2 separate regions of the Homo sapiens genome follow, and region 2 is linked to region 1. A link is a loop called in an ENCODE intact Hi-C map of the cell type or tissue named here. Cell type or tissue: mammary epithelial cell. All regions are shown on one strand. Each heading gives the region's core, and the rest is flanking DNA. Links, peaks and the distances in the headings are about the cores only.

Evidence for each region. Peaks named below come from ENCODE experiments on the same cell type or tissue, not always from the same donor. Only the 100,000 strongest peaks of a DNase experiment are listed, where the experiment ranks them.
Region 2: a loop joins it to region 1, with 2.8 times the contacts of the local background. A loop is called at or near these places in 3 of 110 quality-filtered maps.

What each region holds. Positions count from the first base shown.
Region 1 is chr3:114,440,602-114,457,152 of GRCh38, reverse strand. All of the region lies in intron 7 of ZBTB20 (zinc finger and BTB domain containing 20), which reads left to right. ZBTB20-AS5 (ZBTB20 antisense RNA 5) reads right to left here and starts at 3,560. Exons shown (of 3, transcript NR_121661.1): 1 at 3,513-3,560. RefSeq lists an enhancer at 7,283-7,432. In mammary epithelial cell, for the core only: a CTCF peak has its summit at 6,972; DNase peaks (open chromatin) are centred at 6,972, 7,402 and 9,452; H3K4me3 peaks cover 2,052 bases; H3K27ac peaks cover 6,273 bases.
Region 2 is chr3:114,356,038-114,372,588 of GRCh38, reverse strand. All of the region lies in intron 10 of ZBTB20 (zinc finger and BTB domain containing 20), which reads left to right. ZBTB20-AS1 (ZBTB20 antisense RNA 1) reads right to left here. Exons shown (of 9, transcript NR_038993.1): 2 at 16,408-16,536; 3 at 15,362-15,421; 4 at 13,081-13,240; 5 at 5,708-5,893; 6 at 5,368-5,622. Among named protein-coding and RNA genes, the nearest start is that of ZBTB20-AS1, 13 kb to the right of the region's middle. RefSeq lists an enhancer at 15,936-16,551. In mammary epithelial cell, for the core only: a CTCF peak has its summit at 9,589; a DNase peak (open chromatin) is centred at 8,848; H3K27ac peaks cover 342 bases.

The DNA.
Region 1 (16,551 bases), core at 3,412-11,411:
ACTAAGCACTCCACTGCTTTCTTCTGGGCTCTGGCCTATCAGGTATTTTGGGGCTTGCCAAAGGATCTGCCATTATCAAAATCACTGATTCCTTCCCCCTTTCCAAATCAGTCAACTGTAGGCCGTGTGTTTTAGGCATGGCATAGCAGCCATTGTTAAAGAGGTTGGTGTGCAAATAAACTAAATTACTCTGGCTATGACTTCTCTCAGATTACTTGTCTTTGAGTGGGCTCCCACGTGCCTGACATTTCTTTCGGTTTTCTTCTTTCTCCCTAAGTAGCAATGTTGTTGCTGAAGCATGACTGAGAGATAGTTTTCGGTTTCATACACATCCTGAGTCTTGTTTTAGGGCAAGAAACTTAATCTCTCCAGTAACATCTGATGGCACTGTTCTCTTCATAAGCACCTCTTTCACCATTTAAAAACTGGACCTTCAATTACCCATTGTCAAAAGGGAATCCTTAGTGAACATGATCATATGTGTCCCGAAAAAGATACCATCACTTTCATGGGCGGAAAATATAGTTTCCCCTTTTTAGTAGCTCATTTTCAATTGAAATATATTGGAAAGGTTGTACATACCTAATTCTCCAGGTGGAAAATCTCATCAGTGCTTTAAAACTACATAGTATGCTGAAAGACTCAATCTCTTTCACCCACAATGTGCCTATATTTTAGAAACGAGGTGTATGAGAAAAACCACATCTTCTCACTTGGTGATATATAGCAGATGATGTTCATAGAGCGAATTGTAAATTCAGGGTGAGGTCTTTGTAGATCAAACCACTAGCCTTCATTAGCTTGAAAATGTGACACAAGTTATATCTTGCTGAGACGAGGCCTCTACAATATTATATTTTTCTGCTTTTCTCCTAGAATGAATTAAAGACTTAAATCCCTTGTTCCTAGCATTCAAAATGGTCTCTCTCTCTCTCTCTCCATATATATATATATACATAAACACACATATATATAAAGTGGAAATGTATTTATATATGTAATTATATTTCCATTTGGCTATTTAAACATTTTGAGAAATTGGAGGTTTGTGCACTAACTATATAGGTGGAGTAATCTTCTTATTTGGGAGGTAAGGGTGATTTTCATACCTGTTGGGCCAGATCTTCAAAGAATACTCTAGGTTAGCTGGTGTGGTGGAAAGAGCACTGGCCTGGTGGGCTCCTGGAGTCCTAGTGTCTAGTGTCGACTCTGGGCCTCAGTTTCCTCTCTACTAAATTGGGAGGGGGAGAGATTGATCTCTGGGGCTTTTTCTAGCTCTGTATTCTCTGGGTCTGCAAATCGCCTTCAGTGTCTGCCTTGCCAGCTCTGTTTGTCACAAAGATTAATCCATTTTAACTGTACCTTGGAGTGCACCCGGGAGAGGAGGATGGATGGATTGTTTTGTACCTAATATTGCATCAGAACTTTTGCCTTTTTAGATGAGATCGTGCCGTGCCTAAAATCTGTCTGCCTATCTGCCCACTGACTTTGTCTGTGCTGATCTCTTGCCACGGTGCCTCTTCTTCCAGCATCCTTCTCCCTCCAAGATCTAGATTCGGCATCTGACTGTACCTGTCTTGTTCTCTGCAGCATCTGTCTGCTACACTCCTAGACCATCGTTAATAAACTTTCACACATTACACGAAAACCCCTAATATGTTGGCACCTGCACATAAATATCTATGGTTCATAAAACTAGAGGAGAAAACTCCATTTTTTAAAGACCTCTATCTAGTGCCATTTGTATTTGCACTTTTTGTTTAGTTGTAAGTTTTAATAGTTCCCCCTTTGAGGATTTGTCAGTACGAGCAGTATTGCTTATCAGAACACACCAACAGTCTTTTTGTAATATTCGCTTTTCCCCTTTGGTTCAGCCGAGCCTGCTGACAGATCATTCAAATTCAATTGTTTTATGTCTAAGCCGAACAGCTAATTAAAGTAGGGATGATTAACCTGACTGGCAGTGCCGCTCTCCCTCTCGCGCTCTCTCTCCTTCTCCTTTTCTCTCTCTCTCCCTCCTGTTCCAATCAGTCTTTTTCTCACACACTCTCTCTCTCCGTCTCTCCTCTCTCTCCCTCTCTCTCTCTCTCTCCCCCCCCTCTCTCTCTTCCCCCTCTCTCTTCCTCTCTCTCAGTCTCTCTCTCCCTCCCTCGGTTGGTGTCTCTCTCTCTCTCTCTCTCTCTCTGTCTCTTGCTCTACTGTTTTTTTTTCCTCTCTCTCTCTCCTAAACGTGGTCTGCTTGCTGATGGCAGAATGGCACTCGGAGATTTGTGCATTGTGTCTGGTTTCCTACGGGCAGGCTGACCCAGTGCCTCCAGGGACTTATCAATAGACCACTCAGAAGAGACACAGACAGGAGAGAGGAGGAGGGGTGGGGGGAGAGAGAGAGAATCAATATCAAGAATAGAAGGAGCTCCGAAGCCATTTTTTTTTTAAAGAAGTATCGGGACTTGGGAGAGGGTGACAAAGAAGGTTTTTCAAAGAGGCAGTGGAGGAGGTTCTAATAAATTTGGAAGGAAACAGTTCCCTGTCTTGGGAAAAGGAGAACTCCTGACTGATTAGCATTCACACCAGGTATGAGATGTTCGCTACCCCTTATCACTGTGTCGCAACCGAGATGGAAAAGCCTTTTTTTTTTTTTAGGAGACCGAGGGAGCATGTATTTTGCTGTGTTTGTTGTTGGGGGGTAAGAGGGGCGGCGTGAGAAGCTGTGGGCATTTGTGTATGAGAGCAGAAAGAATGGAAGCAGTACAACGGGGGGTGGGAAAGAGTATGGAGTATGTTACTGTCTTCCCTGTCTTTGTGCACCCCTGGGGGGTTACCCAAGTTCATTTCTAGCAGGTGGATTTAGACGGGAGTTACTTAACGCTTGACCGCCAGTTTTGAAAAAAAAGAAAGAAAAAAACGCTGCTTCCTATGTCTATTAAAGGAAGCTCCAATTTCTCTCTCTCTCTCTCTCTCTCTCTCTCTCTCTCTCCCTTCTCTTTTCCTCTCTCTTCCTCTCTCTCTTCCTCTCTCTCTGCCCCCCATCCCTCTTCCCCTCTCTCCCTCTCCCTCTCTCTTCTTTTTTTCCTCTTCTAACCAGACAGCGGGAGGGTTTCTGGCTCCCAGCCAGCCCAAAAGCCTCTAAGTGTTTTGCACTTGTTTCAGGGAGTAGCTGCCCGGGGATTTTTCAGCATTTTCACTAGAGAACAAAGAGTTCTTTACAAAGGGAAGGGTGGGGGGGGGGGGAGTGAGCTTAATGTCTGATATATGTTTTTCTATTTTTATTAGTTTTTCGCCTAAAAAGAAAGAGACAGGAACAGAACATTCACTCTATAAAGACACAAAGACATTCAAAAGAAATCCAGTTATCTTTTCTCCCCATCATCCCAATATATACATATATGTACATGAAAAAATTAAAAAGAAAAAGACTAGTTAAGTTGCATATGTTGCTCTTTTCTCCTCTTTTAATCTTTCCAAATCCAACTGTTCTTATGCTCACTTTATGCTATTTTTTTTCTACTCACAATAAAAGTTGTTCAGGATGCATCTTCTCTTATCATGTCTTTACCCTTTCTGGGTCGCCAAAATCTTGTGGAAGAAAGAACAAAAGTCCATCAAATAATCAATTTGGTGACTAGAACATCTTCTACTTTTGCCACTTGGGTAAAAAGTTAATTATGGAATTTGGGTTCCCAAAATACCAATGGGGTACATCAGTTCATTCGATCTCACAAGTTTTTGCATCCATCTGTTTAAAAGGTACCACTTGTGTCACTTGTCAGTTATTAAGAAAAGGTAGTAAGGGAGCAGATATTTGTATTTTATTTTTGTTTCTAATTATGTAAATGACAAAACCCCCAGAGAGATTTCTTGCCCCTTCTATGATACACTAGTTCATGCAAAATATAGTCTAGATGGAGATTTTGTCAACGATTCTGATTGCCACGTAGCTTTGTGTTCTCCATTTCAATTTTTGCCTATGCATGTATATTTTTACCATGAATTTGTGTTGTAGCAAACATTTCAGAATGCTTATCATTTTCAAATTAATGCTCCAACAAAAGCAAAAAGAAATCAGATGTGAGCTGTATGTGTAAAATGTAGTAAACAATTTTATCTTTTATATATGCTGTACATTTATATCTTTATGCTAATATCCTGGATTTGTAAACCCAAGATAATGTTTTCTTTCTTAAAGTTCTCCTCTTAATGCATTTATATGTTGATTGTCACTTAGAAATCTTTTTAAGGTACATTATAGACACGAAACTAAACAAGGGGAACAATTCTCAAGCTCTACAAAAATCCTTAAATATATATTATGTACCATTCCTAACTACAGATAACTGTTTTGCTAAGTAGAAAACAGCTACAACAGTTGTTTCAAGAATCAGAAACTCTTTTCTTTTTTTTTCTATTAACTGAAAATAAAATCTATTCATATCCCTGGGGAGGGAAAATGTAGGGGAAAATATAGATATATACATTTTCCATAATTATAGAATGCATTTATGTAACTGCTTCTTAAGGGTGTAATACATATCAGGGCAGAGTGTGATGCTCATCAAAAAACCCTCCTGGCTGGGAGGTGTGAGTGCCTTATGTTTGAAGTAACTTGATAACAAGGAGTCTTTTCGGGAAACCTTACTATGTATGTGTTGCCTCAGTAATGATCCTCAGATAAAAAACAAGTACTAGGTGGCCAGTGTTAGCACTTGAACTCACTGAAAGATATTAGAAGTAGGGGAACTTTTGGCAAATCCAGAATTTTCCAGGGTAACTCACTTCTTACACTTACATGTTTTCTTTAGGAATATTCTTGAATTGCTTTCAGACTTTTCTGTATTTTTGTAGAATTTTTTAATGCTTTTAATAGTGCTTAAGGAGAAAAATACTTTTAAAAAGAATGTCATCCAAATAAGAGAAACTCAGTCTTTAAAAAGTTTTATATTGAAGACAAGAGTTGTTTTGGTTTTGCTTTTTTCCTTTTTGCTTGTGTTCTATTTTTTCTCCCTGAATTCTTTTGTTGCTGTGGGCTGTTGTCCCTGCATTTTTAATTTTTCATTTGGTACCCCCCCTTTTTTTTCTTTTTTCTTTTTCTTTTTGGTCTGTTTTTGATGTGACCAAGGGGATCTTTGAAAGGGGCAGAGGGACTGGGATAACAGGCTGTTACTGAAAGCTGCACTAGCTCTTCTTGATCCCAACTCAGGCAGCTCCTATCAGCTAGTTGTGCCGCCAAGAGTACAGTGACAGGTGATAGCTGTCATTCTGGGATTCTTCGTGGATCTGACCTGAGAGTGACACATTCACAGTCGAGGAGAAAAGGGAAAAAAAATAGAGGAGGAGGAAAGAAAAGCTCTTTGAGCTGGAATACACTGGCCCTTTCTTCCTGTAGGCAATCCGCTCCAGTTCTTGGCGACGTGTCCTGCACTATCAGATATCATATGACTTTTTATTTAGATTCCTTTTCGGAGAATGGCCTGTTAGGACTCTGTTTGTTTTCTTTTATTTAATTTCCTTCTCCCCTCACCCACTAGTTTTGCGTATCTGTGTGTGTCATAGCGTGTGTGCGCACATGCATATGTGTGTGCAATTTTTATCTTTGTTTTTGTTCTGTTGATCTGATGCTTTATTTAAAGACAAAGCTTTAATTATTTCAGTATACTGGTTTAATTATTTGCCAAAAAGAAACCTCATTCTAGGCTTTTTGGGGGGTCCATTTTTAAACACATCCATTAACACATGAGGCTGGAGATCCTATATGCTTGTTGGTCTGCCCTTGGCCCACTCCCTCACCTTAATTTAACCCTCCCCTTCATCAGCATGCACAGCAGTATAAGTTAGGAAACACCTGTGCTGAGTTGAGAGAGAAATAAAAGTAGAAGCAACTTCTTCAAATTTGCACTCCTAGTTTCACTTTAATAAACTTTTTTTAATCGTTGATTTTTTTTTTTTTTTTGGCATCCTCTGTTAAGCTTGAAAGCATCAGAGATAGTGAACGATGTGTCTGTGGAGCTTTTGTGAGGCCAGCTGAGCACCCTTGGAAAGTAGAGCAGGAGCTGAAATTCATTCAGAGACTTAAGAATTAAGTAAGAGATTTAAATAAGATCTGTGAGATCTGTGAGCTGTTCAGGGTTTGGTGATAGATGGTAAAATGGAATGCTTAGGGATATTCAAGGAAGAGAAAGAAATTTTCAACCAGGAACGAAACAGGCATTTCTACTGCAATTCATACTTTAAAAACCTTCTTTTATCAAATTTTTATTTTATATATCTCAAAATTTAATCAATTGGTATGATTGCCTTCTTTTCCACGCTTGCTATGAAAAACAGATGAATTGTGCCGATGTTATTACTGGGTTTCTCCTAAATTTTTGTTGTATTTCTTTTTCGGCTTTAGAGAGTTCTGATTTTAGTTAGCAAAAGAAAAATAAAACTTCTCTAGGTATGCATATGGTTGTATACACATTATTCTTATCTACATATAATATATCCTGTTTGTATCAGGATATAATTTTTGTATAGTTACATGCAAGACTGCCTTGAAAGTTCAGATGACCATTACATTCTTTAAACCCATAGTTTTTAGTTTCTTGTTAGTTTCTCTAAAATTATTTTTTACAGACCTTAAATTTGTAATGCCTTATCATAGCCAGAGGTGAATTTTGTTGAAACTTGGAGAAAAATTTATTCCACCCCTTTAAGCGTACCCAAAAGGGAAGAGAGAACTATTTTTCGTTCAACAAAAAATTTTAAAAGCCTTTTTTCCTTCAGCGGAAAACTCCAAAACAGCTTTGTCTCAGAACGTTAAACTTGGCATGGATAAAAAAATTTGAGTTTTGCTTTGTTTGAGGAAATTTGTTTTTGAAACAACAATGTTATAAATATTTTTAAATTGCCTGCTGAGCATGCGCTGTATCTGACTTTATTCATAGTTTTAAACACACACCAAAGTGCAGTCTTCTGAATGGCCACAGGTAAGGCTGTTGATTTGTATGATCTTTCGCAGAGGCACCTTCTGTGAGTCTACTCAGTTTTCCAGAAGGGAAAAAGGCGAGAGCTGAGTTTAGACCTGGACACCTTTCTAAATATCATAGAGCAAAAGTAAATTGCCCCATTAAGGCTTGCACATTACACTTAGGGTAAGTACTGTTCAACTTTCCTTTTTTATAGGAGTTGCCTGCCTTAACTTTTCAGCTTAATACGAGCAGCGTAAATTAAGAAAAAAAATTAACTCAATCAGTTATTTCACTGAAATAGAAAATTTGCAGATTTTAAAGGGTATCTATTGTGCATAAATTTGGGGATACGAGAATTTGCCAGTGAAATGATAGCAGCTCTGTGCTTACAGAGCAAAGATGTGCTAGTCTGAACATGCCTGATCTCATCTGGAATCGAAAGCTAAATCTAGGTGGGCCTGTAATAATACCAGAAAAGGAACACATGTATCTTTTGTGCAACCTTTTTTTTTTTTTTTTTTTAAAGCTAGGCTTCCAAAGGGAATGACAAAGAAGCAGGTTCTCCTCTTGCTTAATAAGTAGTCATAGTTTGCCTCTGGAGATATGTATTTCCAGTTGTTTTAGTTGTTTTGTTTTGTTTTGTTTTGTTGTTGTCATCGCTATCGAAGAATATTCTTTCCTGTCAGTGATTATTAACACTTTCCGTTTTTCAGAATGCTTTAACTCTGTTTGATGTTTCCTCACTTGGTTACCTTTCTCAAGTCTGCGATGACCCTCTCAGGCTTTGCCATTCTTATCGATTCTTACCAGAATGTACTTACTCATTAGCTGTTTTGTTATAGTTATGGTGGAGATAATCTTGTTTTTCAGGCTTTTATAACTAACCAAACAAATTACCTTTTGAGGTGAAATTTCTCATAGTTATCCTTGACACAGAACTGAACTTGTCTTGAAAAGGCTTGAAGAAAATCCAATTAGCCGTTTTTTGAGAACTGAATATTCTAATAAATGCAAATGGATTATTTTACAAAATACTTATTGATGTGCAATGCTTTTCTAATCTGTTTTTCTTTTCGTGCTTTAAAACAGACCCTGAAAATTAAATGTATTAAAAAGAAAGAAAGAAAAAGAAAGAAACCTGCCAGGTTAATACTGATATTTTAAATACCCAATTTAAAATAATGCTCAAAGTTTGAATTTCTTTGCAACATATCACCTTTCAGTGTCAGTCAGTAATACCTGGGCAGGTATATATATACATTCACACCCACAGGGAAACATGAATCCACTTTACAGTTACATTAATTCTATTTTAACCTACAAGAGAAAAGGTTAGCATTACTGTAAAACTTTTGTTAATTCATTATATTTTATTTTTCTGTAATAAAAAATTCACTGAACTATTGCTTTCATCCAATTATATATATACTTAACACCCATTTATATTCAAATATTTTATCTTAATTTATGAAGTATTTTTATAAGTCTTATATGCTGCTGAATTTTATGCAGCTATATGAACGTTTAAGTTTTTTCTGATACAATTTGCTTTGTTCCGAATCTGTTACTGTGTTAGAAGTTTTTTTCTTTCCCAATCTAGAAAGAGTATGGCCATCTTTTCCTATATGTGATATCTATACATCTTCAGTATTCTGAAGAAGAGATTTTTTAACCTGCAATCTCTTGGAAAGCTTTCAAACAAGTGGGAGAAGTAATCTTTACTTTGCTTCTCCTTGATCCATCTGTTTGCCCTCACTGTACCACCCGTCACCACCAGCAACCCTGAAAAAAACAACAGTAATAAATATGATACGATAATTTTTCTGATCACAGAACCAGGAAATACCAGAGAAAATTGTGGCATATGTAGGAAAATGCCAAGAGCTTCTCCAGTAAGATCAGCTGTTTTTATACTTTTTTTTTTTCCTCTTGAATTTTGTTTGTGACTTTTTTGGCTTGCTGAAGCACATCCCCATAATCTTACGAAGCCACAGCAAATTCCCAATGCCACAACAATACTGTGCAGCCGGGGAGAGGCCAGAAGAGCTGATCCTGGGTGGCTGCAGGCTTCCCCAGCAATGGTGCAAGGCAGGAGGAGTAAGTAGGCTACTCTTCTTTTCCCTTCTTACCTAGGCTGCCCAACCTGCCAGCTAGAGATTTTCTTTCTGTAGCTTTCTCTTCAACTGTCTGAGACATTTCCTTCAACAACCAATGACTTTCTACTTCCAAGGGATGGTTCATATAGCAAAACATCCATTTTTATTTTATATTGCAACATGGAAAGCTTTGAAATTGGAGGGGCAAAGGAAAGGGGCTCAGGGTATCCGAGAAATATCCCAAATGGCATTAGGCTCAAAGCTGTTTTTCATGGTTGCTCAGGTCTATAACTTTCCTGTTCCCTCCAGAGCCTCTAAGTGGTTGAAAGTAGTGAATGGGATAACTATAGGGTACACACTATGATCTAACTGATTCAGTAGATGGAGCTCTTCTCCTTAAGTCTGTATTTAAATTAACGTCCCACTCTAGTTTGTGGGGCTCTCTCTTTTAAGGTGTGTCATACTACACACATAAAATTGAGGCCTGCATAGCTAGAGAAGAGATTTCCTGGCGCTTTTCAAGAGACATGAAGCATTTGTTCTGAAATGCAAACAGTGCAGGGGAGCACTAGGGTGGGGTGGGAAGGGAAATGGAGTTTACCTATCTAAATTTCTCTCTGTGTTTGTTGATATTCTTAAGTGTGAAATTAAATCCTAGCAGTTATTGTGGAATACACTTATTCATTAGCTAATTTGTAAATGTAGAAAAATATATTGCACATGCAGGATTTTGGTGATATTCATTGCAAATCTTCCAAGCTATCTGAACTGTGCAGATCTCCTTTCATTTAATTCTACAAAAGCATCTTAATACTGTAATGCAGTTGTTTCATCTAATTAGTCTAGAGTACCTGAATAAAATGTTACAAGTTCTGAATTGTGACAGCACAGTGGAGGGCAAAGTAGTGTGTTAGTAAGGTGCCTTTGTGGAAGCCAAAATATTTTCAGCAATAACTGAAAATAGATTTCCAGTATCTGTTTTAATGGGGGAAGAGCTACTTGTTTATTTCTTTTTAAATTAATTGAAATGAATAATTGCCACAGAATTTTTGTCAGTGTTACATTGTTTTCAGTACCAATAGAATAAGTTTGATCATGTCTCTTCCTGGTACCAAGTGGAGAAATATATGTACACTGTATGTAATAAATTATCTTCCTTAGTGGAATGTCTTCTCACAGATTGGAGATATTACTGAATATCTCTTGTTAAATCTTGATAAGATCATTTGGCCAAAGTAGAACTGGTCTTGGCTTTAGTACCAAAAGAAATAGCATTTTTAAAAGACTTGGATTTCCTTTGCATACCACGTGTCTGAGTTTGATACAGTCCAGGAAAATAGAGAGGATGAGATGAAATTATTCCTAAGCAGCCGCCGTAGGCCAAACACTGAAACAGTGCCAACCTGGACCAATCAGGCCGGCTTCTCAGAAGATACATGCTTTTGTCAAACACTTACATGAAGAAAGAGAGAGAGGAAGTTCGTGAAACTGTATTTGTATGAATATTCTTCACTGATTTCAATAAAGTCCAGGGTAATAAATTCGATGATTTTTATTCTTTTGTAAAGCAGAAAATCTGAGTTTTTCTGGGCAGCTAAGGTTCTCTAAATGTTGTACTGTGACATCTTTTAAACAAAACTATCCTTTCGAATTTAAGCAGTGCAAAACTTCTCACAAAGAGCAAAGAGTAAAATTGATGGAAACTCAGAATCAATTCCAAACCCATTTCTGGCATGATGAGAATAACATTTGTGCTGTGTTTAAAGTAGTTTAAAACAAGAAAATGATAAAATGATCAATATACTTAAAGCCAAAAATAACCAGGAGAGAACAATCTGTAATCCATTCTCAGTCTGAAACCCCACACTACTTATTTATTGAACATGAAAATAAACAACTATATATTTTATAAGGTGGCCCTGCAAACCTTATAACATATAAACAGTAATGATGAGATGCCAGGCTTTCAACCCTTTATTTAAGCTATGTGTTTAGAATTTAGTCAGGCAAAAACTCCTGGACTTAAACTATTATACATTTATTTGTTTCTACATACCATGACCATAAAAAGAACAAACGTTAAGGAATATATAGATTGTCGCAGTGAACTACATTGCCACCTTACAGTTTATGTACTCTGTTTGTTTTAAAAAGAAAAAAAGGTTTTAACTACAGCAAAAGAATATTTTAAGTTAGAAAGTCAGTTAATTGATCAATATAGAACAGATTTAATATTTCTTTAAAAATACCTTGACTCCTGACTAATTTATTAAATTCAACACATACATAAATGTAAACCATATATATTTTATACTTATTGCTTTAATGGATTGCTTTAAAAGACTAACTTGACACTAATAAATTTTGAACCTGTGGATTCAAGGTCAGTGAATGCTGCTGTCCAAGTTTACAAAAATCTCTCTAGACTTAAGATTTTGCTCTAATAAATAATTTTCTTACCAATTTTTCAGAGGCACTTAACTGGATATATATTTATCGATCAGATAAAATAAAATTGTCCATCTAGATTTTTAAAATTCCAGCTGAAGAACTTAAAATAACAACAAATTGCATAGGCACACAATTTCATTGCACTGAGGTGCTGTAGGAATGATGATAATTCTAATGAGCACTGTGACGAATGCAACTACAATGAAACATGTTTGATTACATCAGTAAGAGTGAACTCAGTGGGCAAGGTCAGAAGGGTGAGACATAGAAGTCATGACTGAGTGGGGGCTAATGATTAAAGTTATGGGAGCTATTTAAAGCCCTATAGCTGGGTGCAAAATTAACAGATGTGGAAAATAAGAGTCAATCAATTCTAAATATGGACAGTACTTTTTCCTATAGGTTATAATTAACTGTAGAATTTACTATTGCAAGGATTTATAACAACATCATAAGCTTTGGTTGTCCAGTGTGATAGTAGATGTAAAGAGCTGTTATGCACATCTGCTTAAAGATTTATGTAAGTGTAATTGTTATAGCAACTTGTTATGCTATTGTTTGAAGTTTAAAAGCTCTGCTTTAAGCGTTGACAAAGCAAATGTCAGCATCAGAGCATCATAATCACTGTATCTTGGAGCTTGAAGGGGCTTTAGATATCTCAATATGGGTGAGTGGGTTAACCAACTCTTCAGAATGGAATATTGGAATATCTGGTCGAGGACCATGTAGAATTTGAAAATACATATATATTACAATGTTTTATATTTGGAAAACAAAATTTACGAGAAAAACTTAACAAAATAGAGAAAGTAAAGCTCTACAAAATTATCTGGACTAATGGTACTATATATTGCATTCTGTGAACCAGGAATTTTAAATAGAGAAGAATAGAAGGATCTACATTAAAACAAGGTTTTATTTTTATCAAAAAAAATTTGATGAGGGGGTTGTCCAACAGATTAAGAAATGATATTCAGGCTTAAACTACTCATTTTGCCAATAAGAAAACTTAAACACAGAGAAGAGATAAAATGCTTTCAAGATGAGCAAGGCAAAACTGGGACCAGAACTCAAGTTTTCTAACTCACGTTTTCTTGATGTACTCCTATGCCAAAAGGCTGACCACTAAAACTAATTTATAAAAATAAAAAGTAAGTGATATCCCACTTTGAAGAAGTGGAAGAAACCAGACCCTCAGGGTTTCTATTTCTATGCCAGTAACCTCACCTCGGATGTGGCAGGGACAAATATGTGTGATGAGGATAAGGCATTCTGAGGAATGAAGGAAAATGCACCCAAATGCATTGTACTCCCTAGAGACTCTGGAGTTAACACTGCTGCCCAGACCTCCATAGCCTTGTATCTCACATTTTTTCTCCCTCTATCGCCACCAAAAAATAAATAACAAGAAAAGTTTTGAGAAATTGTAGTCAGAAGATCTTTTGGAAAGAAGTATTTCTTTGTAGAAATATTCCTGTACAGATTGGTATATTTTACTATCTTATCAAAGTATGAGTTCTAATGAGACATTGATGATTCAACAGGTTTATAACATTACAAACTGGAACAATCCTTGTTTCCTAAGCACACACCACATTTTCCCATCCATGTTCCTTTTCTCCTAGTATTCCCAAATAGAAACACATTCTGCCTCCTTTATTTCTACAACACTTTGTATCTTTTAATGAGCCTTGCCATATTTCATTTTATATGCAAGCTATTTATGTATTTATTTGTAATGTAAAGAACAGGTCTACATAATTTTAGGCAATGTACTTAATTTTACTGGGCCTCACGTTCCACGTCTGTAAAGAGAAAAACGATATCTGCCTTCCTAGGATACTATAAGAATTCCATGAAATGTAGTATATAAAGTGCTTAGCAGAATGACTAGCTCAAGGTTATCACTCATCATTGTTGTTATTGTTATTGCTACTATTACTTATTAATATTCCCCTGCCTCTGATTCTTTCCCATTTATATACTTCTCGAGGTCATAGATTGACCTAATTCATTGTCTTCTCATGCAATGAACACAATGATTTTTGTGTAACAGGAACCTAATAAAAATATATTGAATCTTTTTATAAAAGTCCATATTGGACCTATTATTTCCCTACAAAGATCCTTAAATCCTGTCCTGGAAGTTTAAAATAGTGGTGGTTATGGCCAGTGCCTGACCCACATACATTGTAAAATGCAGTGGTGTTGCTTGCTGTGGACTGTCAGAGCCACATGATTTTTCAGGTTCCCCACAGACCCCCAACAGCTTAAGACTGCTCTTTGCAGCATCCCCAGAAGTGTCAGCTTATATTTCTGGTTCATGTGATTAATGAGCTTGTTACACCTCTGTCTGTAGCCTAAACTAGAAACTTTCACTTTGGAGAGCAGGTCAAGATATCGAATTTAATTTTGGTTGCATCTGTTATAAGCCAATTGTGTATTCATTACATTTATAGATTCCCTCTTCAGCCATATATTTTCATGGCTGTTGAGAGCACCTGAATCTGTGTTGAATGTCCTTAGATTTTACTTTGGAGACCTGAAAATGAGACAGTGAGATCTTTTTGATAGCTAGCTGTCATCTTTGGCATTTTCTTCCCTTTAGTGTGTAATCTGGTCTAAATTTGAAGAAGAGGGCAAGTATAGCATTTTTATCTAGCTTGAATATGGCATGGTAATTCTGTATTAATGAGGTCAATGGTAAATGCAGTTCAGCTACACATTTCTGTTTTTCCAGACATACAAACACATTCTGTGGAAATAGAAAATGTCTAAAAAATGGAAATGATGAAATAACTTGAGACATGTAAGGGTAGAGATATAACATTAAATGTATGGGTTTAGCAAGCAGAGCAACATACAAAGTGGACTCTGAGTATGTATGGATCTTGCCAGTCCTTCAAGGTTTCAGTGGATAGCAAGAAAACGAAAAAGAGGTAGATCACATGAACATGGCAGAAGAGAGACTGACAGCAGGGTGTGCTCAAGTCAGAAGGAATGTTACATTTTAATCAGCCAGAAGTTCCATTTATTTGAGAATAAGCTGGTATTTGTGAGGGGAACAAGGTCACATTTAGTAGAACTGATAATTCAATAAAGGATTTTGACTTTGCCAGAGTAATGGTGTTGGCATCAAGAGAAGAAAGTTTTGCAGATTTCTGTGTGTGCACTTGCTGTTACTGGTGTTCCTGGTGGGTGGCTGAATCATCCTGATGGCATTCAACAGGAACCAGCTGCTGAGAATATTAAAATGCAAGCATTTATTCCTCTAGAGAGACAGTAGCATCTGCAAAGTTTTCCTATCTTGATAGTACAGATAATCCCAGGGAGCATTCTCTAGTAGTTTTCACTCTCTATTCATTTATACATTTTCTTTTTATCATTAGCATTAATATCTCAAGTTCTAAATGAAGAGAAGAGTGCCTGAGTCCTGAGTCCACAACAGGCTGTAGAGATGGATAGTTAACACTTGGCCAAGAACTTGGTATTGCCTCTTGGGCTTTACCTTGAATTGTTATCTAAAAGGGGGAAACTGACATTTCCCTCCCTTGGCCTGTCTTCAAAGCAAAGAGTCATCCATACTCCTAGTCTTCAGCGAGCTCCATCAGTGTAAATCCTGCCCCCAACAACCCCCACCAAACACGAGCTTTGGAGCTTTTCACTTTACTTATAAAATTTGTAAATTTGTTGCTTTCCTTGTGTGTTTGTATTTTATTTGTTTGTTTGGTTTATTTTGTTTTGTTGGTGGTTTTTTTTGTTTTGGTTTTGGTTTGGATTTTTTGAGCTACCATCAACAGTTAGGGGAAAGGGAGTTACAAAAAGGAGGTTTGGACTCTGTAATCTTCCAGGTCTTTCCATCTCTAATATTTATGAATAATGTATTGAACTGATGGAAAAAATGTTGAATATGTTCATTATGAATTATATTCACCGGTGTGTTGCCTAGAATATAAAAGAGCAAAGCAGTTGCCGTGTAAGTGGTTGCTTACAATAAATGTAGTGGTACAACAGAGCTCTGTATCCCTTCTCATTCCACCGCGCGTCGTCCCCAAACACACGCTTTACATGTCTGAGTGGCAACTGCAGATGAGGTGCTTGATGGGATGACAGCCAGCCAAGGTTCTGACGGGTACAGGGACATTCGTAGTGCAGTGGGTCTTAAACAGAAGCAGCCTTGATGAAGGTTTTGATAGTGCAGTTTCCTTCAGGAGAAATCACCGAAGCCAGTTTCACATAGCAAACATTACTCAAGTGCTTTCATGCTGCAGGGGTTATAACTCCTATTAGGAGAATTGAAACTTATAATTTTGCCCCTGATTTTTAAAAAACAGCATGAATAACTAATTTGTCAGCAATGTTACATTCTAAATGAGCCGGAGTGGCAGAAAATTCAGAACTATTTATTATATTTAGCTTCAAAATTCATTATATACTTGTCTCTGTTGGTTTTTCTTCATAATTATGTTTTGTTTAGAATTTATCAAAATAAAATTGTATTTTCTAAGCATTTACCAGATGACATTGAGAAACAGTAACCAGAAGCATGATAAGAGACAAGAAATCTTTTTAGTCACACAAATAATCGACAAAAGAGATAATAAAGAGTTAAAATAATAGCAAAATAGTTTTTCACTGGCCAAAAAACAGTGAGGCCCATTATTTATCAAATATGTCACCGTAACTGATATGCAAATATGTGCCAAAATAGAGAAAGACCATCTAAGGTCAGGGACTCAGAGAGGACAGCCCTAATGTAGAGAATAGTTCCAAGTTAAAGCAGTTCAACAGGAAGGTGCACAGAAAGCTCTGGCTTTTGTCTGATATCCCAGGAGAATAGCAGAGTGTTGATGAGCAGGTTCTGCCTCCAAAAAGCTCTTCCTTCCCATGGTATCACTTCAGAGCCTTTGGACTAGCTCTTGCGAGAGAAGGGTCCAAGACAGTACTCGTACCAGTATCCACTTTATAGTGACATTAATTCAAATAAACTGTCCCAGCGTTATCTATCCTTTTAAAACCTTTTAGAAATAAGCTTTTTTCTCCCCTATGCTCTCTTT
Region 2 (16,551 bases), core at 5,159-13,158, 86 kb after region 1:
CCAAAGTGCTGGGATTACAGGCATGAGCCACCACACCTGGCTCAGAATAACTAATTGTTGAGAAAAGTTCATTCATGGAGCCAGAGTCACCTACAGGTGTCATGCTGGAACTTTGTCATGGATTTGTGGCCCTTCCCGACTCTAACAGTCTGTCCTCTTATAAAATCCTCCCAGGTCCCTTGGCAAGTCTGGTCTCAATGCCCATTGGCTCAAGTTACACTGTGTCATATTGCTCTCCCAAACAGTGCATAGATATGATTATCCACATGTAATTGTTAGGGCCCAATGCTGATTTTCACGGTTCTGTTCTTCATCTTGCCATCTCATCCCATGCAGGAATACATCTTTAATTCTTATCTACAGCTGCTAGTGACAGTTTCATGTGTGCTTCCTCTGTTCATGGCAGATTTCATTATATAAAATTAGTGCTTCTCCATATCTGTCAAGACTTCTCACATCCTTACTTAAAATAAAAGAGGCCACATGCACTACTGCCCTTAGAGTTGGATCATTTAGGATTGATTGAGAGCAAGCATGAGGATTCTTTAAGGACTTCTTGCTTTAAGGAAATTTCAAGTCGGATCTTTCCACCAGTCACCTCACACTAGGTACCATAATCACATACCTTATTACTTCATCAGCAGAATCCCTTTTTTTTTTTTTGCTTTCTTTTTTGCTTTTCTTCTGCCTCTGAATCATTTGTTCTCTCTGAGGAATGTGTGCCAGTTCTAACTTTTTATCAGCAGTGCAAGATTAAAGGTTACCTGGTCTATACCCATTATTGTACACATGAGAAAACTGAGGCCCAAATAACACAAGTGTTATAACGAAAGTTTCCCAGCATAATGAATGACAGAGTCAGAAACAGAACCCTGCCCTTTCTCCCACCATTTATGCTGCTTGTTACTAAGTCTGCTTCTGGACAAACTTAATGTTCTCTGAACAGAAAGGAGTCAGGACTATTCATCCATCAATATAGTGGATGCTTTCAATGTGGAGGACCACAGGCTAAGTATTGTGCAGGACGCAGTTTTATAAACTGGAGCCCTAGGCTCAGAGACTTAGAGTCTTGTAGAGAAGATCAAATAACATTCACAAACAACTTCCATGCAGCGTGGTTAAAGATATGTCCCCATACACAGAGACCCACCGGAGCATTGATTCACTCACTCAGCAAGTATGTATAGAATATATCTTTTGTGCCTGTCACTACAGTGAGTTCCATGAGGACACAAAGGTGGAGAAAAACAGACCCCACCACCAAGAATCTTAAAACAATATGTATCCTCACATCACCAGTATCTGAGAATTTAGAAAGTTTGTAAAGTATATTTTAATCCAGTTAACAGTAATATCTAGGTAGGTTTATTAGACATGGCTCCATTTGAGCTCTTTTGAAAGACTGGAAATGAGGCATCAGGACTAGGTATGAGGGGTTTGCACCTCTGTTGCAGAGCTGTGGAAGGGTGTTAAGTAGGGCCTACCATGAGCAAGATTTTGAGAAGATCTAATTTGGCAGCCTGGATGTGAGAAGGAGCAACTGGAGGAAGGAGAGGGTCCAGACAGCACTGTCAGTATTTCACACTATTGGTGACCTGAAGGGGGCGGTAATAGGAGGAATGGGGAGGATCCAGGTGCAACAGATTTTGTGGATGAGGGTAGACAGCTCTGGGAGCTGAGTGTTAGTTACAACAAAGGCAGTTATCAAAGATAACTCCAAGGTATCAAGTAAAGATGAAAAGCATTTAAAGGAATCAAATTGAATTCCATTTTATATAGTGCCGAGTATGAGCTACCACAGGTGTTCCCAGTGGAGACAACTAACACTGAGTTACAAACAGGGTCCTGGGGCACAGCAGGAATGCGTGAGATTAGGACTAGCAAACACTTTGGCCAAGAGCACTATAAGCCATAAATATGGGAGTAAACTTCAAAGAAGTCTTTGTTGAGAGAAAAAAGGAAAGCAAAACCTTGGGAAATATTTACATGAGTGATAAGAAAGAGAATGAAGAATGAATAAATAGAGGAAAAGAAAAGAGAGTTCTAAGGGATAGGAGAAAAACCAGGATAGTGCAGAGAGACCATCAGGGAGAGGAAGGATCAGCAGTCAGTATCAGGTGCCACAGACACCAACGAGGGAGAGACCTAGGAAAAGATTACCTTAGGTTTTGGGATTACTAGCCTCCTGATTGTTGTCAAGAAAACAGAATCAGATGTGTCACAAAAAAGACCATAAAGAGGGGTTCAGGAGCAAACATAGGATAAATGGGAAAGCAACTATTACAAAGTACAAGTTTAATGTTTTAAAAAGAAATAATGAATGGGTAACTCAAAAGTGGAGTAATGAATATTTTTATGATACAAGAGTTCCTAGCCCATTATAGACTGAGAAAAACCAGTGTTAAGGGAGACTCTGCAATTAAATAGGCAAAGTGAGAAGGAATTAGATCTTCCATTTCACAGGGCAATTGGAATGGTAAATATATGTGAAAGGAATTTGAAGGCACTACCCAAGCCCAGTGAGGCAGTAATTATATTATACTGGTTCTTTCTCTACTTCTTCTCAACATTGCTTTCTATTATTTTTTATGAGAAATAATGTTTTACAAGTATTATTACTTCACAAATATTAACTCAGTTCCTTACCCTCAGTAACCTCTGAACACTAAGCAGAGGATAGGTGTCATACACTTTGAACATTTAAATCATCTTAACAATTTTTAAAACAATTTTTAAAAACAATTGTTTTTGAAATGACAAAGCATAATTCTTTAAAAGCCATGTTCTGTGTACTTCTTTCATGATATGCCCAATTCAGGTAGCTCTGTAATTACTAATAACAAACCTATGTGTTGTTCTCAAGGCCACCTTCATTGTCATGGGACATCCTCAAATTCATTATTTGTAGGGAGGGTTTCAATTTGTTTACTTAAAGTATGCTGCTTTCTGTGATGGTCCAAGACATTCCAAAGGCCAATCCCACCTGTACACAAAAGTATCTGATATACTTCTACTGTAGGATGGTGATCTGGAACCAACTGAATCAAACGATACTTTGTTCTACTATTAAATTACCTGTAAAACTAAATAAGGAGATTATTTTGTCACTACTGAAAATTATATAAACAACCACATGGAACAATGTTGAACATGAGTCTTTATAATTTCACAAGGCCAAATGAATTTATAGTTGATGTCAAAATTGACCTTGAGGAGTTTTTTCCTTTCCTCTCCAATTCTAAAAATGAGTTTCCTCCTACTTATTTATCCTCACTAGTTTTAGCTTGGTTATGTTATCAGTTTTATACCAAGATATTAGACCAAAGAGTACAGAATTTTTAAAAAAGCTTGGTGTGGCATGTAGAATACTACAAAGAATTTCAAAAAGCAGTAACTGAATTAACTTTGTCCTTCAATTTTTTACTGTAATCACGTTCTTCCCTATATAATCACTGATTATCTCTTTGCCTCATATCTTAACCAGGTATTTAGATGTAAAGGAGACAATGAAAGAAAGGTGCATATAAGTTTGAACTACAAAAGATAACTCTGTGTCTAATGGAAAAGACACATGCAAATTCTAAACTAAAACTTTTAGAAGTTAACCCCAGGGTAAAGGATACATGTCATTTTCTCAGGGAAATACTGTAGGTCTTTATAGGTACACCTGACTGGATTTTTTCCAATTTTCATAAATCTAGCCCATTCCATTTTCTTCCTGACCTAAAGGTCCCAGATGGGTGACTAGATCCTGGGATTCCTGAAGTGGCCTAAGTAATCCTGGGTTGACATGCTAACAGGCACTGCAAAGCAGGCCTGGTTTCACTGGGCAGTGATACAGGCAAAGCGTGCCCCCACTTCCAGCCCTGCTCCAGAGCAGGAGTTCTTGACCTGGAGGCCTTGGACTCTACTGGTACCATTACTGGGCCTTTCTTTTAGAGGTTCATATTCTTTCCTGCGTGTTGTTCTGGGACACAGGTTTAAAGATTTTGTTACATTAGGGTCAGAGAACTAACAGAAGGAAAAAGCCACTTCCCCAGGACATATCCTAATCAGAATCTGCACCCTCAAACCTGGCACCCAAGAGTGAACTTAGAAGCAATGAGGAGAGGTCCCTGTGAACATCCCAATGCAGAATGGCTCCTGATGTCCTCTCGGGTCCCTCCGATATGCCTTCAGGGTGGGGGCAGGTATGATAACAGACTGCTAAAGCTATTTCTTGAACATGTTGCTAATGGACTAAGACTGGGGCTATGTGTTGTTTTCCAATATTCAGAAAATATTTTCTCACCCCCATGGTCTACTTATTTGCTCTTTTTAACATGAACTTCAGCCTATGAATGCATTTTATGTGCCTTTAATTAACCTCCCTATGTTTCCATTTCCTCATGTGCATAATTGCATAATGAGAATAAAAATAGTATGCATCTCATAGGGTTATTAGAAGGATTCGATGGAACACTACATGTAAAGCCCTTAAAGCAGCACCAGAAAAACAGCCAGCGCTCCGTGAATTTGAGTGTCGGCTACAGTTTTAAGTGCTTGAAAATTATTAATATGAACTAAAATTGATGCAGCCTAAGTGAAAGTTGTTGCAGGTCCCCATCCTTTCCCCCTGAGAACGACTGAGGCTGAAAAGCCCTAGATCTATGGGAGGAGATTGTGTGTAAGACAGTTACATCCTTCACTTCGAGGAAAAGCCAGTGCCCTTCTTCTTGTCCCTTCTTGGATTCAGGCCTGAATAGACTGGGAAGTTTCTCCATTATCTCTTTGCCTTCTTTTATTCCCCCATTTGTATGTTTTTTTTTCCTAAAAATGAAAGAGGACTAATATGCATAATCTTATTACAAAACACCCCATTTACAGATAAGGAAACTGGGGCTGAAAGAAGTTTCAAATCTCTCTGAATGTTGTCTTCTTGGTATAGGGAAGGGTTAGAGTGTTATTAATATTATAGCATTACATTCTAGTGTTAACCTGTTAAGTTCCTTTTTGTCTTCAAGTGCATTCTAGTCAATAAGAGATTTTCACGCTGGGCATGGTGGCTCACGCCTGTAATCCCAACACTTTGGGAGGCCAGTGTGGATTTATCACTTGAGCCCAGGAGTTTGAGACCAGCCTCAGCAACATAGTGAAACCCCATCTCTACAAAACAGTTAGCGGGGCATAGTGGTGTGCACTTGTAGTCCAGCTACTTGGGAATTTGAGGTGGGAGGATCACCTGAGCCCAGGAAGTTAAGGCTTCAGTGAGCCATGATCATCCCACTGCATTCCACCCTGGGTGACAGAGTGAGATCCTGTCTCTAAAAAATAAAAAAAGAAGAGAGATTTTCAAATTATAGGGAATGGACTTGTGTGCTCTCTTACCTCAGAATACATTGTAGGAGCTGTACATTTTCCTGTGTGCACCCATCTACAATCTGTCCATTCACCTTAGGTGCCCTTTCACCGTAGCTCCTTCCAGCCGGGATACCCGAAGAGGGCAAAACATCAGATCCTTAGAATGTGCAAACTTCTGTGCTACCATATCAGAGAGCCCTTTGCAAAGACAAATACTTACAAGTAAAGAAATGCATCTTTTATTTTTTTGAAAGTCCGTCGGCTTGATGGCATGAGAGTTGTCTGAAATAATTCAAAACAGAGGTAAACTTAGAAGAGTGAGTTTCACTTCCGAGGAGGATTGCTTGTAATCACCCTGCTTACTTACCTTCTTCTATTCTGAAGCAGTCTGCAGTAGTTGGGAAAAGTGTAATCTTAAGAAATTCAGTAACAGTCACTGGCTCATTGTACCTGGTAAGTTTTCCCCGTGCCGTGGTGCCCACGGTTTTTGGTAATGCATGGAGATAATTTCGGACGTCTGCTTCTCTTAACTCCTGAGCACTTTTGCTTCTCACTGTAGAATTCCAGAGACACATGGGTATGGAACTTGATCTAAAAGCCTCCTAGTAATAGTTGCAGATTAGATTGAAAGCCAAACTAGACTGTACACAAGTCTGTATAAATCCCAAAATAGAGCTTTAAAATAATAACTTACTGAGTCATGATTTCTGCATCTCATATGCAGTATTCCTTAAATCACATGTTGATGGCTAATCAACAAAATCCAAAGACGCAAATTAGATGGTACAATATTTACAGAGAAAATATATGTGTAGTTTGAAAAGCAAGGATTCTCAGGGTTACAGTCCCACCCCCATTCCCCCCAGAAATGATAGCAGTTGCAATCTGAACTCTCCACATTGTAACCAAGAAAGGAATGAATATAACAATGGAAAGAGAGAGATTTAAGATAGAACTTCTTAGTTAAAGGAGTCTGGACCTTCAAGAAATATGTTTAAGAAAGATTCAGAAGAAATACTAGGTAAGATGAATTATTCCTTTTTCTCAAGTAAAATTCTAGCAGCGTACTTGTTAAATGTTTATTTTGGCCAGGTGACAGAATTCAGGAGGGCGGAATCTTGTTTACCTTGTCCACTGCTGAATCCCTAGCACCCAGCAAAGTGCTTACACAAATTAGGAGTAGGTGCTCAGCAAATGTTTGTTGAATGAATAAATGAATGTTGTGGGGAGAATGAAGCTAAAATAATGATGTAGTGCATTTGTAAGCATTATGCCCATTTGTGAAAATATAGGTACTAATTTTTTACCCGATTATTTTTTTCATTCAGCAGACCTACAAAACAAAGTGTATCACAAATACCCTCTGCTTTTCATGCTGGGGAAACAGAAAAGCTTTCTTTTGAATGTAAGCTGCTACATGTTTTAATTCTAATAGCAATATGGCAGGTCAACTTTGTAGTATAATCTGGTGCCTGTTTTTGATAGATACCATGGAAATAGATACTTATTTTCAAGATGCTCAAACAGATGATTAGGCAAAAGCTCTAGCAAACCTTGAAACAACAAAAAGGAAAGGTTTTCCCACTCCCACCTCCCGTTACTGTAACATCCTGCACAGTTTTCTGCAACCCCACATCCTCCTCCTTGTTTCATCTTTTTCCTGGGTCTAATCTTTGTCTAGGGAATACAGCATGTGACTGTCAGTCTAGCAAGGAGATAGTTCTTGAGAAATCCACCCCCTACACACTGTGTTCCCAAGCTCCTCTTACAGGAATGGCATGATTTGATCAGCAGCAGGCAGAGCTGGCCCAGGGAAACAAGAGCTTGGCATAGAAATCTTAGTGCCCTCCTGCTGGAAGGGCCCTCAAGAGAGATGCTTCATGCCCACCCTCCCTCAACTGGCTGGACAGTAGATGGATGTGTAGGAAAACAAATTCCTGGCTGAATGAATAGAGGATTAAATGAATGAGAGATGAGTTCACTCCTCCAGAAGTCCCCGCCATCCCACTTGAATAGAAAGGCTAACTTTGAAGCCACTCTGTTCTCCATGGCACTATTTTATGTATACTCAGCTTTGGAATATGGTTGCCATCTGCTGCCAGTGCTTAGGACTAAGGAAGTATTGGGGTGGGTAGGAGGAGGCTGGGAGGGAAGAAAAGAGACACTTAAAATGAGCTAATGATCTCCTTTGTGTTAGAGCCTAGGTTTCAGAACATCAATCCTGTACTTCAAGAACAAAACACCAGTGTGTCTTAGACCACACCAGGCGCCGGCACATCAGATAAAGCCTGTGCTGTGTGGTGTTTAGCCACCGAGCCTAGAGAAGTTCTAAAAGTGAAATTACAGGTGCAAACTGAGGAAACTAAAAGGAGAAAAGGCCAAGGGTAAAATACAATCAGGAGGGCTCTGCCGATATGTATCTTTGGGGCTACAGTAGTTGAAAAATGAATCTACTAATTAATCAGTTGGATAATACTATAAAAGCAAGGAATTTAAGGATCTTTAGAAGAAATGAGACACTTTTCCATACACTCTGAGCATATTGTGAGCCTTTAGTATAATCTCAGGGTGAAAGTGACCTGGCTATTGTGTATTGCTGTAGACGTAACTGTTGATTAAGTGTTAGAGATTGCTGTACTAGAGGCATGCATGGTGGTCCTTTAAAAACAGAAAAGGCTGTTAAGCTCAGCTAGTAAGACAATCGAACATATCTGAACGGCAGAGAATAGCTCATAGAGCTTCCTAGCTTCCCTGATGTTGTTTGCATAAATTGTTGGGGGATGTTTGTTTGTTTGTTTGAGACAGAGTCTCACTCTGTTGCCTAGGCTGGAGTGCAGTGGCATGATCTCAGCTCACTGCAACCTCCGCCTCCAGGGTTCAAATTATTCTCCTGCCTTAGCCTCCTGAGTAGCTCGAATTATAGGCATGCGCCACCATGCCCAGCTAATTTTGTATTTTTAGAAGAGACGAGGTTTCACCATGTTGGCTAGGCTGGTCTCAAACTCCTAAACTCAAGTGATCCACCTACCTCAGCCTCCCAAAGTGCTGGGATTGCAGGTGTGAGCCAACATGCCTGGTCAAATTGTTGGTTTTGACACAAAATCATATTGATAATTTATGTACTGAAATAACATGCCAGAGAATAGTAATTAAGCTGGGGATGTATGCTAGTGAAAAAAAAAATATTACAGTGAAGTTTATTTTGGGAAAGGATTAGCTAATTGGCTAGGCATGACATTTGAAGGCCATGTACTGTTATGTATTCAATAGTAGGCCTGTATCTTGAATTGGAGGAAGGCTGAAATTTCTTTTTGCAAGGGAAGAACCTCATCAGCGATGTATATAAGTATAAATTTAGAGACAATGACAATCCTAGAAATGCAAAATACCACTTTAGGGAGCAGTAAGTGATTGCTGAGCAGTGTGTCAGACTCAGTGTCTGAGAGCAGCAAATCAGAACATATTTGTTGGCTGTGTGAGCTCTGGCCTTGACTACTGTCTTCCAGCAGGAACAAGTCATATACAACTGTGACTCAGCCTCAATTAGAATACTAGTAATGCCCTAAATCTATCTCATGTACAGTTTCTCTTCCTAGGAACCTTGTGTGCCTCATATTCTATTTGTCCCTACAACATCCCTGTGAAGCATACACACCTTTGTTTTACAGGTGGGATAACAGGTCCATAAAGGAATAGTTTAATTCTTTGTCTTCAAATGTGAAATGATTGATAATCAGTATACTGACCCAGCTCATTGTAATGTTTTTCACATTATTTCAGGTTTCCTAGGCAAAGGACATATTTTATCTTCTCATTATTATTTTTAATTAGTTTTCAGAAAAGGTGAGATAAAAACAGAATCTAACAAATATCCCATAGAGATATTTGGTGTTCTCTTTTCTTTCAAGAATAAATTAAGACCTTCTCTGCTCCTCTCTGCTGGCTCTCTCGGCAGATAGTCAAAATCCCATGCCAATTTTCAAATGAATAAGGGATCATTCTAATAGCTGATCACAGTCCCCTCTGTTGAGGAAACAGCCTTTAAAATTCATGTCTGGACCCTGAATAAGTTACTCTTGGTTATAAACTTTTAACAGTTTGACCTGAAGGTTTTTAAACTGTACTAATATATAACCTGCTTGTGAGTTCAGCAATAAATTTATCCCCAGTATGTGAAGGGCCAAAGAGAAAACTAGTGTCTTTTATTCTCTCCAGTGACCTTCACTAAATATTGCATATTTACTTTGTAAATGAGGACACCCAGTGGCCACCAAGAGAAAATATTCTAAACAATCCTTGACACTACTGTTAATGTACATATAAATACCCTGTTATCAATGCTGATTGATAGATATTTCTGTAACATCTGTTACCAAGCAGGTTAGCTTCCCTAACATAGGCAAAAGTGATCGGAGTTTGGCCTGATCATTTTTCTATCACATCATAGATTGGTCATCTCTTCTTATTTTTTATTACAAAGTATGGCTTAGCTTTGGGTTCCACTGAATCCTCTGTTGACAGGGGGACCCAGTGAGCTGTCTCTCTGGGGAAATGGAATCAGGGAGACAGAGACAGCATGGCATGTATCAGAAATCATAAATGAATGAGCAGAGTTTGTGGGCAACTCAGTGAACACATAAAACAATTGCTTGGACTTTAAATTCTATTGAAAATAGAACTGTGGGTAGGTAGGGAAATAAAGGACAAGAAGAAGAGCATTACACAGAACTTCAGGGGCAAAAAAGCCCTGTCAGGACCATATCACATAGACATATCTCAGAGTAAATGTGCGCCCTGAGGTTCCCACTTGTTTGTGAAGTGTAGCGAAGAGCTGACCAAACAAGCACTCACATAGAACCCACACATTATAAAGAAACATGCTGGGCACAATGAGGGATCCAGTTACATATTTGTAGTTGTCATTGTAGTTGTGGTTATAACAAGACAAGATACTAGCCTTTGGGAGGCTTTGAGTCTTAGAGAGATAAGACAGACACAAATGAAAAAAGAAACAATAATATATTGGTAAGAACTAACTTAGGTGCTACATGTATAGGAAGTTCAGGTGAACTTCCCCAACACTCCTCAACATTCAGGTACAAAAAAATTCCCGTATTTTTCTAAAGAAAATTAAACCTGAGGCCCCTGTCACCAAATTCGCAAGAAATACAGACAAGTTTTGGGGCTCCCTTCTCATCCCTAGATTGGTACAAGACTCATTAAATCTAAGTCCTTAGTCCATGATGGTCTCCAACATTGACATTGCTTGACCACCCCACAAAGATGCCATTGAGCCTCGTCCTTCTGACTGCCAGCACTACTGCACTAGCTGGGTTTACAGATGCCCTCCACAGTGGTCCTTGCTGTTGACCATTGGCCCAGCCCCCAGATGATCACTGTTCCTCTCAAAGTGGTGCCTTTTTATGTCCAGCCTCCAGAAGTGTGCCAAGCAATTACCCCAACTGGAGCTGTATGCAAGTAGAGACCTTGCTACCTTCTGCATTTGAGGGAAAGTGGATTGTTTTTCTCTCCAGTAATGCTATCCAATTCTCTAACTCCAAAGCATCAATCAGCCTCACTCTCCTTACCCATTCTGGGTTAATAATTCATTTTAGAGAACAGACATTAGGAAAGAAAACTCTTTGTTTTATGGTTTATTCTTTAGGGCTTAATGGGCTCTGAAACCACAACTCCCTGAGGCAAAGGAGCCTATAAAGTATACAAAAACCTGGCCATTCATTCCTACAGGTGGAGGAAAGGGGAGATACCTTCTCATTAAGAAAGTTTTCTAATTCAGTGAGAACAAGCCAAAAATGAATGTCTTAGTTTATTACCTCACCAACCAGTGGAAACCAAGAAAAGTGAACTCTAGTAATCACAGAAGGCTTCACAGAAAAGGAAAAAGTTTGAATAAGGTTCATGGGGATGATAAGAATTGGTGAGGAGAGAAACCACAATAACTTCAGAACTGCGGAAAATTCAGCAGAAGAGAAGTAAAAATGAATGTAATCCACACACAGGAAAGCAAAATGGCCAACCTTTTGGATTAGCACAGAGATTTTATTTTAGAGAAAATCAAATCCAACCAAATCAGTGAAGTGAAATCAGATAATTTGAATGTTAGCTATAGCTATAGGAGACTTCTATAGCTCAATGTCTTTTTTGACAATATGTAAATAATATAATAAATATTATACAAAAGACTATATAAAGAATATCATAAAGATAAAATGCCTACTTGTGATTAAAATAATTATAAAGTATGCCTTCTACTTTACTTATTTACCAGAACCTCCCAAGGTTTTGAGTTCTATCTGACAGCACTTATTCTTCATCTCAGTATGAGCCAAAAAGGAACTTAGGTCCTATTCTTTTTTTTAATGATTTCCCGTGCCTGGTTCTATACCCTAGGTGCGCAGATGAATTTCAGCTACTCTCTTAACCTAGCCCACACAAATCATCTCAGTGCTTCCATTTTAACCAGTCATCCAACAAAACAGATTTACTTTTTTCCTTGGCTTTTCCCTGTTGCTTTGGGATAGAAGGTCTTTACTCCTCAGTGAACTTATCTATCATGGCTCAAGTCCATAGAGAAATTGGCCGGGCACAGTGGCTCACGCCTGTAATCCCAGCACTTTGGGAGGCCAAGGTGGGCAGATCACAAGGTAAGGAGTTCGAGACCAGCCTGACCAACTTAGTGAAAACCGTCTCTACTAAAAATACCAAAAAAAAAAAAAAATTAGCCGAGTTTGGTAGCACGCTTGTAATCCCAGCTACTCAGGAGGCTGAGGCAGGAGAATCACTTGAACCCAGGAGGCAGAGGTTGCAGTGAGCTGGAGATCGCGCCACTGCACTCCAGCCTAGGGGACAGAACAAGACTCCGTCTCAAAAAAAAAAAAAAAAAGAAAATCTTGCATTCCCCTCCTACCAACAAACAGAGATACTCTTGAAAAACAGCGGTCTCATTGGAAGCAACTTTTTTTTATTTGTTAGAAAGACCCAAGGGAAGAGAACATTTGAGCATGAATTTGAAGACCTGCTTCAAAAGCAGTTTCAGAACAGCACAGCAACAGAGGACTAAAGGAAGTTCTATGAATTGGGAACTCAATGATATTTTTTGCCAGAAAGCTTTTTTTTTTTTTAATGACACTATTGAGTTCTGTTTTCTCACTCGTTTAAGTCCAGAGAAAAGTTTTCCCAAAGTCAAAAAATCAGTTTCTTACCTAACTATAATTCATCAGTGTGTGATGATATTCTTTAAAGAAATGCCATACCTGAGAGTTATACTGAATCTTTGAACTCACTGAATTTATAAATCTGTTTTTTCTATAAAATAAGTATATGATTATGTAGAGACCACAAGAACAGATTATCAAGTAAGAAGATGCTGGTTTTCATATACTCAATTTTTAAATTTGTGATTGCTTCTTAAGCAAAACAAAAGACCTAACTTATTAACTGTACAATTGAATATACAGATCCTTCTTTAAGGTCTATTCAAAGCCAAGTTCAAACAGCACAAATTTGTGAATTTAAGTAGATCCTTTGGTTCATTTTTGTATACCACCCACGGATGTAGCATCTCTGTATTTTTGTTCCCCAGATTTAGTGAACAAAGGAAAAGGTTACAATAGGGCAGTAGCTAAATTTGTAAGGAAAGCGCTTTAGAGAGAGAAAAAATGAAACTCCTAAAAGGTGTCTCAAAAGGTTTACAATATAAGAGGATTTAAAGGCATCAACCTCAGATTTCATTGACTTTTTTCCTTAGTCCCAGCAAGTCTTCTCCCCCTCATTTCATTTCAACTTTGGAATGACGGCGTAAGTGTCTTTCAGAATGTTGTCTGGAATTATCTATCCAATTCTTTATTCACAGAGTAAAACTTAATTTTCACAAACTGTACTGTAAAGTAAATTTCAACAGTTTACCTCATTGGAATCAGATGCTCAAAGTATAAAAAATTCATAAAGCATATAGTGTGATAATACTCAAGACTGAAGTTTTAACTTATGGTTGGAATTGGTTTCATAAAGTGGATGCTCAATTACTTGTTGATTGATTGATTATGCCCTCACCTCATAAGTAAGGGATTTGAGGTAGCTTAAATTAATATTCAATTGTTAATAAATATGTAGGAAATGTATTTCTATATAACTACAAAAAAAAAGAAATCAGAGTAGAGGTAAAATAAAGAATGGATAATATAATGAGGCTGGTGAAAATTTTACATAGAAAAGCATACCATGAGGTCCTACATAGTTGCTAAAAGGGGGCCTAAATTTTTATTCTGAGCTCCCTAGTGAACAGAGCCAAGAGGGAAACATGATCAGTTATGATATTCACAGGCTCCACAAAGAAAAGCAAAACACAGCTTTTCCTGAGCACTGAGGTCTGGGAGAAGTTGATTGATTAATATATGTTTCCAATATCAAAGATCCTTATGGATAAATTTCTTCTATTGATTTAGATTTAAGATCCTTTGTATCCTTATGGTTCCATTTATACTGGGGTATTCTCAGTAAATGTTTCACTAATGAATTGGTGAAAATTCAAGTGACCCCCAAAGCAGCTTCATTCATAAGTCAGTTGTATTTACAGTTTTACAATATGGATAGGCATGCCCTCATCCTTTCTTAGAGAGAACAGCAGACTTAACATAAAATCAGGCAAGCCAAAGGCCTGGGCTAACCAAGGGAGACTGTGAGACCTCTAAGGCCAAGTAAAAAGACTTTTCTGGAATTACTTTCTCCTTTGGACCTGTAAAATCCCACTAGTACTGTAAATCTATTCTCAGCCTTAGATAAAGTATAAAGCTCTTATTTTTTGGTGGAGTGAAGAGAGGAAAAAGAAGTCAGGAATGGAAGATAAGTCAAGATTTGGGGATGGGCCTGAAAATCACAGAGCAAATGTTTTTCTAGTTCTCAATTTTGCCTCTTTGTTCCCCATACTTCAAACTTAGTAAAACTTCGTGGTATGACAGCAAAAAGGAAGAAAGGGAAGGAGGAAAATAGAAAGAAAGGCAGTCTCCCCATTACAAGTGCTATAGATCTTGCAAGTAAACTATTTTTTTGGCTGATTAGATGTGTATATTGAGTTTATATTTATTTTTTATTCAAATTATACCACAATATCTAATTTTTAACAGTCAAAAGATGTTAAAGGGTGTTTTCTAATTCTTCTGTGGATTTGTCTTAACTGTCAAAAGGGACTTACTCTGAGTAAAACAAAGTTTGCTAAATAATAGTTAGCTTCAACAGTTGTAAACTATATGTCTGTCATAATCCAGATTTCTGCTAATATTAGTAGTTACCTACATTTCTCTCTTCCCTTTCAATCTTTTTAAAAAATATTTCTCTTCTGAAAAGTAACTTTTCTCATTTTGGCCAAGATTGTTTGCTTTCTCATACAAAATAGTATCAGCTCAACTTAAGTAAATGGAAAATATCAGTTCAACAGACCTTATGCATCAGAGTAATGCAATCACAAAGTTTGCATCAGTTTTAGAAGCTTTGATTATGGAAAGTAGTTACAAGTATTTTAAAGAGGGATGCCTGAATCTCAATCCACAGCTCTTAATTTGGGGAAAACACAGACCCCTTTGAGATTTTGATGAAAGCCACTGACCTTATTCCTATAAAAGTATAAACATGTCCATTTATAAAAACTATACATACCCCCCAAAACCCAAACATAAAACCAAGGACCTTTAAATACTTTTAAGTATTCTCTAGAAATGTTCTATGAATGAATAAAAATTCAGGTAATATTAAAGGCATACCCAATTACAGTATTGGGATCATAAATAGAATGGTGTTGTAAATACTGTAAACAAGTTAGTAATTTTTAATCTTTGTCTAGATAAAATAATAAGTAGTGACTAAAAAAGCACATCCAGCTAGTCCCCAACTTTCATAGGTAGCCATTCCTGCAAACATGTTTGAAAGTCAAATTTCTGCAAGTTCGAAGTCAAATTTCTGCAAATTTCAACAATTGATATATGTTTTATGTGAAGAATTCTGTTACCAATGGCTAAAAAAACGTGCTGAAATCCTTGATGGTTCCTCCACACTGGGCTTAGACAATCTGGAAGATAGAGGAGAACCTTTATTGGGAGATGGCCCAAAACACCCCCCTTTTCACCCAAGAATGGGTAAGTAAAACTGTACAGCTCGCCCTCCCATAGGCTGATGACCCTCCCTAGTCTCACTACAGAGGTAATAGCAGCTGGGATATGCTAGGTATATAGAGCCAAGATAGGAGAAAGAGATCTTGTCTGCTTGCTGCCTTCCACTTGCATGTGTGATTTCTCCAGTGCTCCCAGCCACCTCCCAAGACTGTGATGATACTAATGAGATAGAAAGAGAGAGTGGGGTGGTGCAGAGTCATTTGCTGTGGATGGAACCTGTTAGCAAGAAACTACTATACCTCCTATAGTGCAGGGATTCAGCAGGACTCCCTTGGCATATATGAGGAGGTAAAGTACATGTAACTGAAGTCTTACCCCAGGCAGGGGGTTTGGAGAATAAGGGGGCTCAGTCACCAAAATACATCCCCCCTTTCTCCAGAGATGACTGGCTCTTTCCTAGTGTGACTAACTTGGCAAGCTGCACCCTGTTTCATGTGCAAGACCCACTAACCTCATCTGGTGCCCCAAATTGAAAGCTCAAGGGCTTTCTGGCCCTGCCACTTGACTTAGGCTTATTAACTGGACCGAAATTTATATTGGTTTTCATTTGAGAGCTGATGTTTCCTTCCAAGTCCAGAGACTTCAAATCCCCATCCCCCTCTGTAGCATCTTACCCTTGCACTAGTCTCATTTTATATATCCTTTTGCTCTCCTGATTGAGAAAGAACTGGATTTCACACCTAATTAAAAGAGATTGTATTGCCTGCTGTTTCCTTTCTTGCTCATTTTCTCTTGTGAGCAGGCAGCTTTTTATTCTCATGCTAAGTCCTATCCCTGGACCCCTGCAGCTTAAGGGACAGGCAGGAGCAACGTTCCTGCAAAACAGAGAGTCAGGCCCTCTATCCCCAATTCCCCACAGGCAGATTTTCCCTTCGGTACTCACCCCTGCTTTAGCCCCGTCTGTGTTGTGCTCTCGCAGAACAGTCTCTTAGAATACATGATGACTTTCATTACTGCAATTCCTTCCATGTTTTGAGGGAATGCCATCACAAGCTGACTCTGTATTTTTACTCTAGTAAAAAGGAGG